2 separate regions of the Homo sapiens genome follow, and region 2 is linked to region 1. A link is a contact called in ENCODE Hi-C or POLR2A ChIA-PET data. All regions are on one chromosome and are shown on one strand. Each heading gives the region's core, a stretch centred on a gene start or an enhancer-like site at or near the end of the contact. The rest is flanking DNA. Distances are from core to core; before and after follow the strand shown.

Region 1 (4,832 bases), core at 1,068-3,567:
AACCTCTCTCATATCTCTTCTTATAAGGGCACTGGCTGCATCATGAAAGGCCCACTCTCATGAACCCATCCAAGCCTAATTATTTCCCACAGGCCCCATCTCCAAATGCCATCTAGTCGGGGGCTAGGGCTTCAACACAGGAATTTTGATGGAGACATAATTCAGTCCATAGCACAAGAAGAGGACAGTCAGAAAAGGGGTAGAGTAGATGCTGAAAAAAAGAGAGATGGCATGAGGATTCCCATTGTACTGTTCTCATGTATTAAATGAAAATACTAATAGACAACCTAAAGACATACTAAAATTAAAAAAATTCTCATACAAGTATATTTTACTACTAGTCTCTTTACACATATAAAACACAAATATTTTGTTCCATTTCTAAATACATTACAACTAACAAAAGTGTTTAAAACTCTTTAGCAAAGTGGGGGACTTCAAGAGCCTCAAGTCCTATTTGTATTGGAAAGTGCCCAAGGCCACCCCAGTGAGTTTTCTAGAATCTACCACTAACCATCTCACTCCTCTCCCCCCATCTAGTCTCCCTCATCTGTAACAGGAAGTGATGTGTGTCCCCAAAGTCCTGACAGCTCTACATGTCCCACACTTCACACACCTGTGGTCCCTCATAGGCTTCTGCTGGCAGCTCAGTCTTGCCAAGGCGGGTCTCCCGGAAGCCTGGAGGTGCTGTTATCTGACCAGATTTTCTCAGCCTTAACCCCACACCCACAGGATCCAGGAAACCCAGAGATTGCAACAAGAAAGGCTCTTCTATGTGAGACGGAGGAAAAACCTGATTAGCAACAGTGAGGGTATAAACTCATCACTTTCGCCACTACTGAAGGGGTTTTTACAGTCATACATCATTCTTCATCATTTTCCCTCTTTCTTCTATGACTTAAAATAGATGTAAGTCAGGACTGAGAATGATGGTGTACAGTTCTCGCAAAAAGACTATAGGGGATGGCCGGTGGGAATTGGGCAGGGTTAGAAAGATTTAGTGAGAGGAGAGGCAGTCCCAGCATTCTGCCTTCGGCTGACCCAGGCTGTACTCACTTTTCTATGTCAGCCTTGAAAGACCAAAGGCCCAGAAGAAAATATGACCTTGCCTTTGGCCATTTCCAGCTTCCTGTTCTTCATACCCTCAAAACCTTTATGCTCTGAGAAAAGTGACATGTGAAAGTTACATCAAAAATGACTAATAATAACTAAATAGATAACAATAGAGGTGACTGTAGTTGAAGGAGTACCTTAAAAGACTGAGCGTTGACTACATTTTTGGGGTGATCTAGCCTCATCTGCTACCAGTATAGGAATTATTTCTGTAACATCTCTTTGATAATTTTTTTTCTTTTCTTTTCTTTTTTTGAAACGGAGTTTCGCTCTTGTTGCCCAGGCTGGAGTGCGATGGTGCGATCTTGGCTCACCACAACCTCTGCCTCCCGGGTTCAAGCGATTCTCCTGCCTCAGCCTCTTGAGTAGCTGGGATTACAGGCATGAGCCACCACACTCGGATAATTTTGTATTTTTAGTAGAGACGGGATTTCTCCATGTTGACCAGGGTGGTCTCGAACTCCCAACCTCAGGTGATCCACCTGCCTCGGCCTCCCAAAGTGCTGTGATTACAGGTATGAGCCACCGTGCCTGGCCTCTCTTTGATAATTTTCTAAGCAAGTGGCTCTCAGTCACTGGTGTCCCTCCAGCTCTTCAGAGGTTGGCTGCCAATTGTAATCAATGAGTTAAAAATCTGAATTTTGTGATCACTGCAGCTGTACACTGTCACAGAGAGACCTGACAGAGGGAACACTGCCATACATAGACTGGGAAAACAGTGGGGCATCACTTGTTGCTAATCAGAGCAAGAAGGAGTGGTTTCATATTAGGTCAACATACCTAGAATGTGTGAAAACATTGCTTCACGAGTCCAAGATGTTAACACTTTTCTGTAAACAGTGATGCAGGGCTGAAAAGTGACCCAATGAATAGGAGGAAGAGTTCTTTTAGATTTTCTAAATACTTCTTGCTAAAAAGGGATATTCCCCTTTTGATTTCTTTATGGGTGCCACCAAAAAGTATGCATTGAACAGAGAAATGCTGAGAAGCACTGATCTAATTTCTGACCCAACTACCTCTAACAATGGGAAATATACTTGTTGCTAGCCAGATCCCAAGTATCCTCCATAGTCATCTTCTTGTTCATTCATTCATCCAATAATTATGTTTGGGAACCTGCACATAGAGAATAAATAAGATAAAATGTTGGCTCCACAGCTGCAGCTTCACAGTGAAGTAGGGGAGGGGCAGCACTGAGTTAGGCCCTAAAGGGCATTTGGGATTAGCCTAAACAAACACCTCAGCTGGGTACTCACTCATGAAGGTTTACTTTTCCCTCTGCCTTTCAAGCTAATGACTAAGGCTGCCAAGTATTTACTCAACAAGAAAGACCCAACAAGGATCACCGGTGAGGTGATTAAATACCTCATTCCACCAGAGCCACCCAGGATTGCTGTTTGGATTAAAAGACAATGTCAGCTTCCTCCTCTGTACAAATGCCCACTACTCTGACTCACTATGGGGCTGGTTTTGAAAGTTATGTATTATTTGTCTGCAACCACCACAGAGTCCAGGGTCATCTCTTGCCATACTTGGACTTGCACATACTTGGCACAGCTTTAGGACATATTCTTTAGAAATATATCCCTCCCACTTAAATTGACAAACCTAAACAAAACTTTTTAGGTTTTCTATCCTCTAGATTTTTACAGTGAACGTTTGCAAATGGCTATTCTCTGAAATAAATGATTCACTTATTTTTTTTGTATTGTAGTACAAATATTTTTCTTTTTGAAAATCAAATTAGTCCTATGTCTTGAAGTTTCATCTGTCCTCCCCTTTTAATGTTTTTACTTGTAAAGAGACCAATCTATAGTGCCAAGTGACTGACTTCAAAGGTACTTCAATTTCCTTCCACTAAAGCTGTCAACATTTAGGATCCATCTGAAGTAGGCACGTGTTAATTGATTTGGAAAAAACAAGCAGCATTATAAGAATACAATTGGTTGGCAAAGAGGTTTGGTCACTAAAAAGAATTAAAATGTAGTATATAAAATTAGCTAGAAACTTTTGATAATATAATGAAGATCAGTCTTATAATAGTTATATTTTAGAGGAAAAATTCGAGATGTAATGGCACAGTGGAGAGAATATATGTTTTCACCTAGCAACAGGCCCAAACCTGAGAGTTTAAGAAGATCTGTCTGTTTTAGTAAGTGACTTAGAAGGGAACAAATACTTAGTTGAGATCATGATGGAAGGGCTGCAGCCTGAATGACATGGGGTAGTGCTCCTGAGAGCAGTGGATCAGAGAGCCTGTAGAACACCCAGTGAAAAGGAAAACAAGAGGCAAGAGAGACCATGTAGGAAGCAGTTGTTGCCTACTGCTCATCTGGGCCTTGAGAAGTTGTGGTGCCTGCATATCTCAGTCTGCTTAGGATGCCTTAGTTTATAAACAACAGAATTTTATTTCTCATAGTTCTGGAGACTGGGAAGTTGACGATCAAAGTGCCGGCACGTTCATTGTCTAGTAAGGACCCATTCCTCATAGATGGTGCCTCCCAGCTGTGTCCTTATATGGTGGAAAAGCCAATAGGCTCCCTCAAGATTCTTTTATAAAGCATTACTCCCATTCATGAGGGCTCTGCCCTCATGACCTTGTCACCTCCTAAAGACCTTACCTTTTAATAGCAACCCACTGGGGATTGGATGTCAACATACATATTTTGGAGGACCACAAACATTCAGACCCTAGTACTCCACCAGTCTCCAGACCAGAGTGAGGGGCCTGGCTGATGAAGACACTTCTAGGACTTGTTTATGGTTTAGTGAACACGTAGAATGAATGAAAAACACTTGTCTCTAACCACTCGCATCACTCATGTGGCAATTAGATGCTCTCACGGTGAGAGGTGTGTGGGAGTTAAGCAGACCAAGAGAAATACAGATTCCTATCTTACTTCTTATGCTCAGTCTGAGGCATATACTCACTCCAGTGCCCATGCTCATCATTTATTTAAGTGGTAATTCCCTCTCGCCTAGTATTTAAGTATCGCAATAGCTTCTTCTCTGGTCACCCTGCTTCTGCTACTTTAGGCTGGTTTCAACTCTGCACAGAGAGGTCCCATCAAAATATAAGTCAGGTCTTGACACTCTCGCCTACAATCCTCCAGCGACTTTTCGTCTCATGCAGACCAAAGTCTCACACTGATCTTCAAGGCCCTATGTGATCTGGGACCTCTTTACTTCGATAGCACGTAACCTATTCCTCCTTCCTCCTCTCCAGAGTAAATGCAACATTTCCTCTGCTACATTTCCACAATTCTCACTGCTGTTCTACCAGGCCTGGCATGTTCTTATCCCAGGGACTTTGCATTTACTATTTCCTCTGCCTGCACAATTGTATACCTGAGGCATACATGGCTAGCTCTCTCAGTTCCTTCAGGTCTTCAACCCTCCAAAGTCACCTTCACACAGTGAAGCCTTCCCTGGCCATCTTACCTACAATTTCAACCCAAGCCCCATTGCTGAACACTTCACATCCATGTTTTCTGCCTTGTTTTTACTGACATGCTGTATCTGACTATTCTAGATCTGGTTTTTATCTTGTTTGCAGTCACTCTCCCCTCGTGGAATGAAAGCTCCATGAAAGCAGAGCTTTTTTATTGTTTTGTTCAGTACTGTATCCCCTGTGCCCAAAATAGTGCATGGATTGTAGTGATGGTCATTTGTCAAGTGAATAAATAAATGAAAGTTAAGTGCATATATAACACAAATCA
Region 2 (4,832 bases), core at 1,047-3,546, 42 kb after region 1:
ATTTAAGGGGTGGCCACTGTTCAGCTCTAACCAAGGATTGCCATGCAAGAATTCAGACCCACTGTTAGAAGAAGGTGGTGGGGGAGGGAGACCATCAGGAAGAATAGCTAATGGATGCTGGGCTTAATACCTAGGTGATGGAATGATCTGTGCAGCAAAATACCGCAGCACACGCTTACTTACGTAACCAAACTGCACATCCTACACATGTACCCCTGAACTCAAAATAAAAGTTGCAGGGAAAAAAAAAATTCAGCCCAGAGTTGCCAGATTATATAACTTTTCAAAGGAAGCTGGAAATCTTGTTTGCAATGTGAAATCTCTTGATTGTTAAATGGTTGAGACTATTGCAAAGTATCTAACATATAGCATGGGCAAATACTTTAAGGAACAATTAAAACACTTTGGTTGGCTGGATTTAGCCTATGGGCGAATTTGTGGCCTCATTAACAACCTTTCTAGTTCTAAAATCTTACAGATTTCTTACTTTTGTCAGCTATTTAGATCTTATATTACCATACTGGTGACTCCAGGCACCTGGAAACAATGCAAGTAGTAACTTGGAGAAGCTAGTTACTTAGCATTCCTTTATAGATTTAGATTCTTATTCATTTTCAAAGGGAATATCCTGAGAAGGTATTCAGTAGAATCTAGCTGTGGAAACTTACATTGTCCATTCAAAGTTAACATGTCATGGCTAATGACTATATTTATATAAATGAGTTAAAATTAGATAGGATTGGCCAGGCGCGGTGGCTCACGCGTGTAATCCTAGCACTTTGGGAGGCCGAGGCGGGTGGATCACGAGGTCAGGAGATCGAGACCATCCTGGCCAACATGGTGAAACCTGTCTCTATTAAAAATACAAAAAATTAGCCAGGCGTGGTGGCAGGCGCCTGTAGTCTCAGCTACTCGGGAGGCTGAGGCAGAAGAATGGCATGAACCCGGGAGGCAGAGCTTGCAGTGAGCCAAGATCACACCACTGCACTCCAGCCTGGGTGACAGAGCAAGACTCCGTCTCAAAAAAAAAAAAAAAAAAAAAAATTAGATAGGACTAAAGTATCCGAGCAATCAGAATGCCCACGAGTCATTAAGTCTATCCTTTAAGTAGTAGGGCCTGTATTTCCATGTCATATACACCTGCAATGGAGATAGGTAATTAGAACAAATAAACATTTCAGCTTTGTCTCAACTCTTTTACAAACCGCAAAGGCTTAAGCAATTTTCCTTTATCTTTTTGCTATAATTCATTCCATCTTTAAAGGTTTGGATTTTTTTTCCCAAAGTTTAGTTTTAATTTGGAATGAAATTTTTTTTTCTTTAATTTCAACTTTTATTTTAGATACAGGAGGTCTGTCTTAAATGTTAGAAAAATTAATGCATTATTGCTGAATTTTTAAAAATAGGCCATTGTGTAACTTACAAAGCCTGGTTTGGTATATATATATGCAACATTGACACCCCGTCCCCACACATACTTAAGTGTGAAAGATTCAATTCAGAAAGGTTTTGTTGGGCTGTATTTATAAATGTTTATCAGATTTCTGTCCCTTATGTTAAACTATCCTTTGTCATGTTGATGTTCTGGACAAGTTAGTAAGTTCCAGTTGGCATTTTATATGATACTGGCTCATTTGATATTTCCAGATTATCAAAAGCCTACGTGTTTATAGAAGAGTGTAATAACTCCTCCCCTTCCCCTCTTTTTGGAAGAGGTCTACGGACTGGAGATCTCTAAAGGTATAGTGAGAACACACTTGGACTGCAGTGGGTGTCCTTGTTCTGTTTTACTAATCCCAGGACTATGGGCAATAAGACCTAGCATTTGTTGATTCTCTGTGTGTCAGATGCTTTATATGTGCATTGCTCCCAATCTTACAACCACCTTGCAAAGTAGCTATTTTGATTCTCATATTAAAGTTGAGGAAATTGAGGCTCAGAGATAGTAAGGGACTTGTCTGAGTGACTGAGCTGGGATCTGGTCCTAATTCTGTGTAGTTCCAAATCCATATTCTGTTCATTACTTCCTGGTGCCTGCCAGTGTAGCTGGGTGGAGAGAGGGTTGTCTGGACCCCAGTTTTCTCATCTGTAAAACATGGGAGTGGACAAGATTATCGCTAAGGTCTGCTTGACTTCTAACACCCGATACTGATATTTTAGGGCTTTCTGCTATGGAGACTATGACTCATTCTTAGGCGAAACCCCCTTTGGATGTTTTCAGATATCTCCGATCCTGGCTGAGATTTTCAAACAGGATGTTGACAGATATACTTAATATTAATCTTGTCTCTTGCGGTATTTGGATTACTGCCAATTCTGTGTCACTCGAGACAATGGAGAGCATTATTTTCTCTGTTCTTTTATTTTCATACAAACCTACTCTACACTGTTTCTCTTCCTAACCCTGAGCTATGTGTTTCTATTTAACCAGCTCTTGCATTTAAAAATAAAATAAAATCTTTATTTGCACATTTGGCCAACTATAACACAGATTTCTGAGTACTTTATTTAAATTCATAATTATTCAATTTCTCTCTAGAACAATGCCACATCTTCATAAAACTAGTCAACAATGAGAAAATGATGTCAGAGGACTGCACTGCCAGTTGCCAAGTGAACTACTAGAGCTCACAAAGATAAAATTTAAAATTTCTTCCACATCACCTACATACCTGAAATGTACATATGCACTTCTGATTATAATGGAAACATATTTTGAGTTCATTTTAGATTTTTTAAAGGCATTTTGAATCCACACTACAGCTCAACTAATGTCAGCATCTTAGATACTAAACCAATTTCTCTATAAATTTAGAAATAACTACATCTGTATTTTTCTGTTCTGCTAGTTCCATCCAGGAGTTAATCTTTGTCATGTAATCAGAATTACATGGTAACAAAACAACAAACAACAGCACCTTAATTATCTCAGGATTGTCTACCTTTTCTTTTGAAATCATGTGTTTCTATGATGTTTAGTCTCTAATTTTAGGGCTTTCTCCACTGCTCCAAGTATATGATAGCATCAGATAATTTACAATTTGATTATGACATAAGCACATAACAATCTTCAAATGATAATTATTGTAACCAACATTCTTTATAGCTTCTTGGCTTTTTTTAGACTTAGTAATTTGCGCAACATCTTTCATTTCCATTCCTGTTAATAGTACTCTGATAAAAACCCAATAGTACTCTGATAAAAAAAAGACAGTACTTCTGCCTGTCTTTATGCAAGGCAGCAGTACTGGGTAATGTGGGAGGATACAAATATGCTGAAGATGTAATATATACCCTCGAAGAGCTTGTGGTCCAATGGGAAGAAATGGACAAAAATTGTTAGGTAACCTAAAAGATAGTAAATGCCATACATAAAAGCACTATCAGTTGAATACCATCATCTAGATGGAGTAGAAAGAACCAGAATGTGGTGGATTAAACAGCAAATGAGAGGGAGGTGAAGAAGTGAAGATAGTGTGTGGAGATAATCTTTTCAATATGTTGACCTTATTCCAAGGTGAGAGTGGGACAAAGAGACTGAGAAATGAGGCATCAAAGGAAGTTTTTACAGAGATGTGAAATACCAACATGTTCCTATGCAGATAGTAATGAGCTAGTAAAGAGAAGTATATGATGCATGCATGAGATGAGGCAAATAAGTACATCACTGGAAAGATGAGAATGATGAGTGTGGAGCACTAGGTGGAACGAGAGACCTTAAATGGGAGGAGGGACCCTTCTTCCACTCTAACAAAAAGCAATCAGGAGAAAACAAGTGAAGAAGCAAGAATTTAGATTTGGTAGTGGAAAGATGAAAGATAAGAATCCCTCACGGATGGCTTGTGTACTCTCAATGAGTCATAAGTAAGGTCATTTTCGGCTGGGCACAGTGGTGCACACCTGTAATCCTAGCACTTTGGGAGGCCAAGGCAGGCGGATCACCTGAGGTCAGGAGTTCAAGACCAGCCCGGCCAACATGGCAAAACCCTGTCTCTACTAAAAAATACAAAAATTAGCCAGGAGCGGTGGCAGGCACCTGTAATCCCAGCTACTCTGGAGGCTGAGACAAGGAGAACTGCTTGAACCCGGGAGGCTGAGGTTGCAGTGAGCCGAGATTGCGCCACTGCACTCCAGCCTGGGCGACAGAGCAAGACTCTGTCTCAAAACAAACAAACAAGCAAGGTCATTCTCCTGGGTGTACATAGAGGGGATGAAGAGAGAAGTTTGAAGAGAAGTGTGAGGGTACAGAATAGTGAGAAAGCAATCTATGGGGAAAAAAACATGGCTGCTTTGCTGAGCAAAATTATGTGTTCATCTGAGATCTATAACCATGCAAACAAAGTGAAACCAACCAGGTAGCAGTGGAGAACAGAGATAGATAGCTTCCACCAGATGTTTTGTCGGGCAAATGATGGAGACAGGGAATATGAGTATAAGAAAGAAAGTTTTAAGAAATAAATCTAGAAATAAGTGTTGAGGCCAGTTCATAGAGGGCCCTGAATGTCAGGCTAAAATATGTTAATTTTATTTCACAGGCAATGGGAATCCATGAAAGAATTTTTGACTGAAAATGATGTTCCCAAAACTGTCTTCCTACATAATTAACCTGTCTTAAGTGTAAAGCACTGAGTTGGTTAAAGAAAAGAAATTATGAGACTATCTGTGAAGGACCAGAGATTAGATAACGAAGCTCTAGATGGCTAGATGAAGGTAAGCAACAGTGGACTTGAGCCAGACCAATGAAGGTTAAATTCCTAAGCCTTTTTTTTTTTTTTTTTAAATACAGGGTCTCTCACTGCCATTCTGTTGACCAGGCTGGAGTGTAGTGGCAT

Evidence for each region. Hi-C counts contacts between places; a loop is a spot of excess contacts on that map. ChIA-PET counts read pairs that join two places held with the same protein, here RNA polymerase II (POLR2A). Pooled maps may share reads with other maps.
Region 2: a map of PC-9 shows a loop between it and region 1 (8-fold over the local background). The contact joins two enhancer-like sites. A Hi-C loop is called at or near these places in 4 of 168 maps with a recorded cell type or tissue (Caco-2, Calu3, PC-3 and 1 more), 3 of 37 single-sample maps with no recorded cell type and 3 of 50 pooled maps. POLR2A ChIA-PET finds 5 or more read pairs at or near these places in 4 of 52 experiments (BJ, PC-9, activated T-cell and 1 more).

The regions. Positions count from the first base shown.
Region 1 is chr5:127,932,641-127,937,472 of GRCh38, reverse strand. All of the region lies in intron 6 of CCDC192 (coiled-coil domain containing 192), which reads right to left. It overlaps LOC124901059 (a long non-coding RNA gene), which reads right to left. Exons shown (of 3, transcript XR_007058925.1): 3 at 2,159-2,229. Among named protein-coding and RNA genes, the nearest start is that of SLC12A2-DT, 150 kb to the left of the region's middle. RefSeq lists an enhancer at 2,085-2,738. Within about 2 kb of position 2,317, at least 7 of the 41 ENCODE cell types and tissues checked have a DNase peak (open chromatin) inside an H3K27ac peak, as active enhancers do; they include PC-3 and PC-9, where a contact is called at or near this core.
Region 2 is chr5:127,890,400-127,895,231 of GRCh38, reverse strand. The region is part of intron 6 of CCDC192 (coiled-coil domain containing 192); the gene reads right to left. Among named protein-coding and RNA genes, the nearest start is that of CCDC192, 190 kb to the right of the region's middle. Within about 2 kb of position 2,296, at least 4 of the 41 ENCODE cell types and tissues checked have a DNase peak (open chromatin) inside an H3K27ac peak, as active enhancers do; they include PC-3 and PC-9, where a contact is called at or near this core.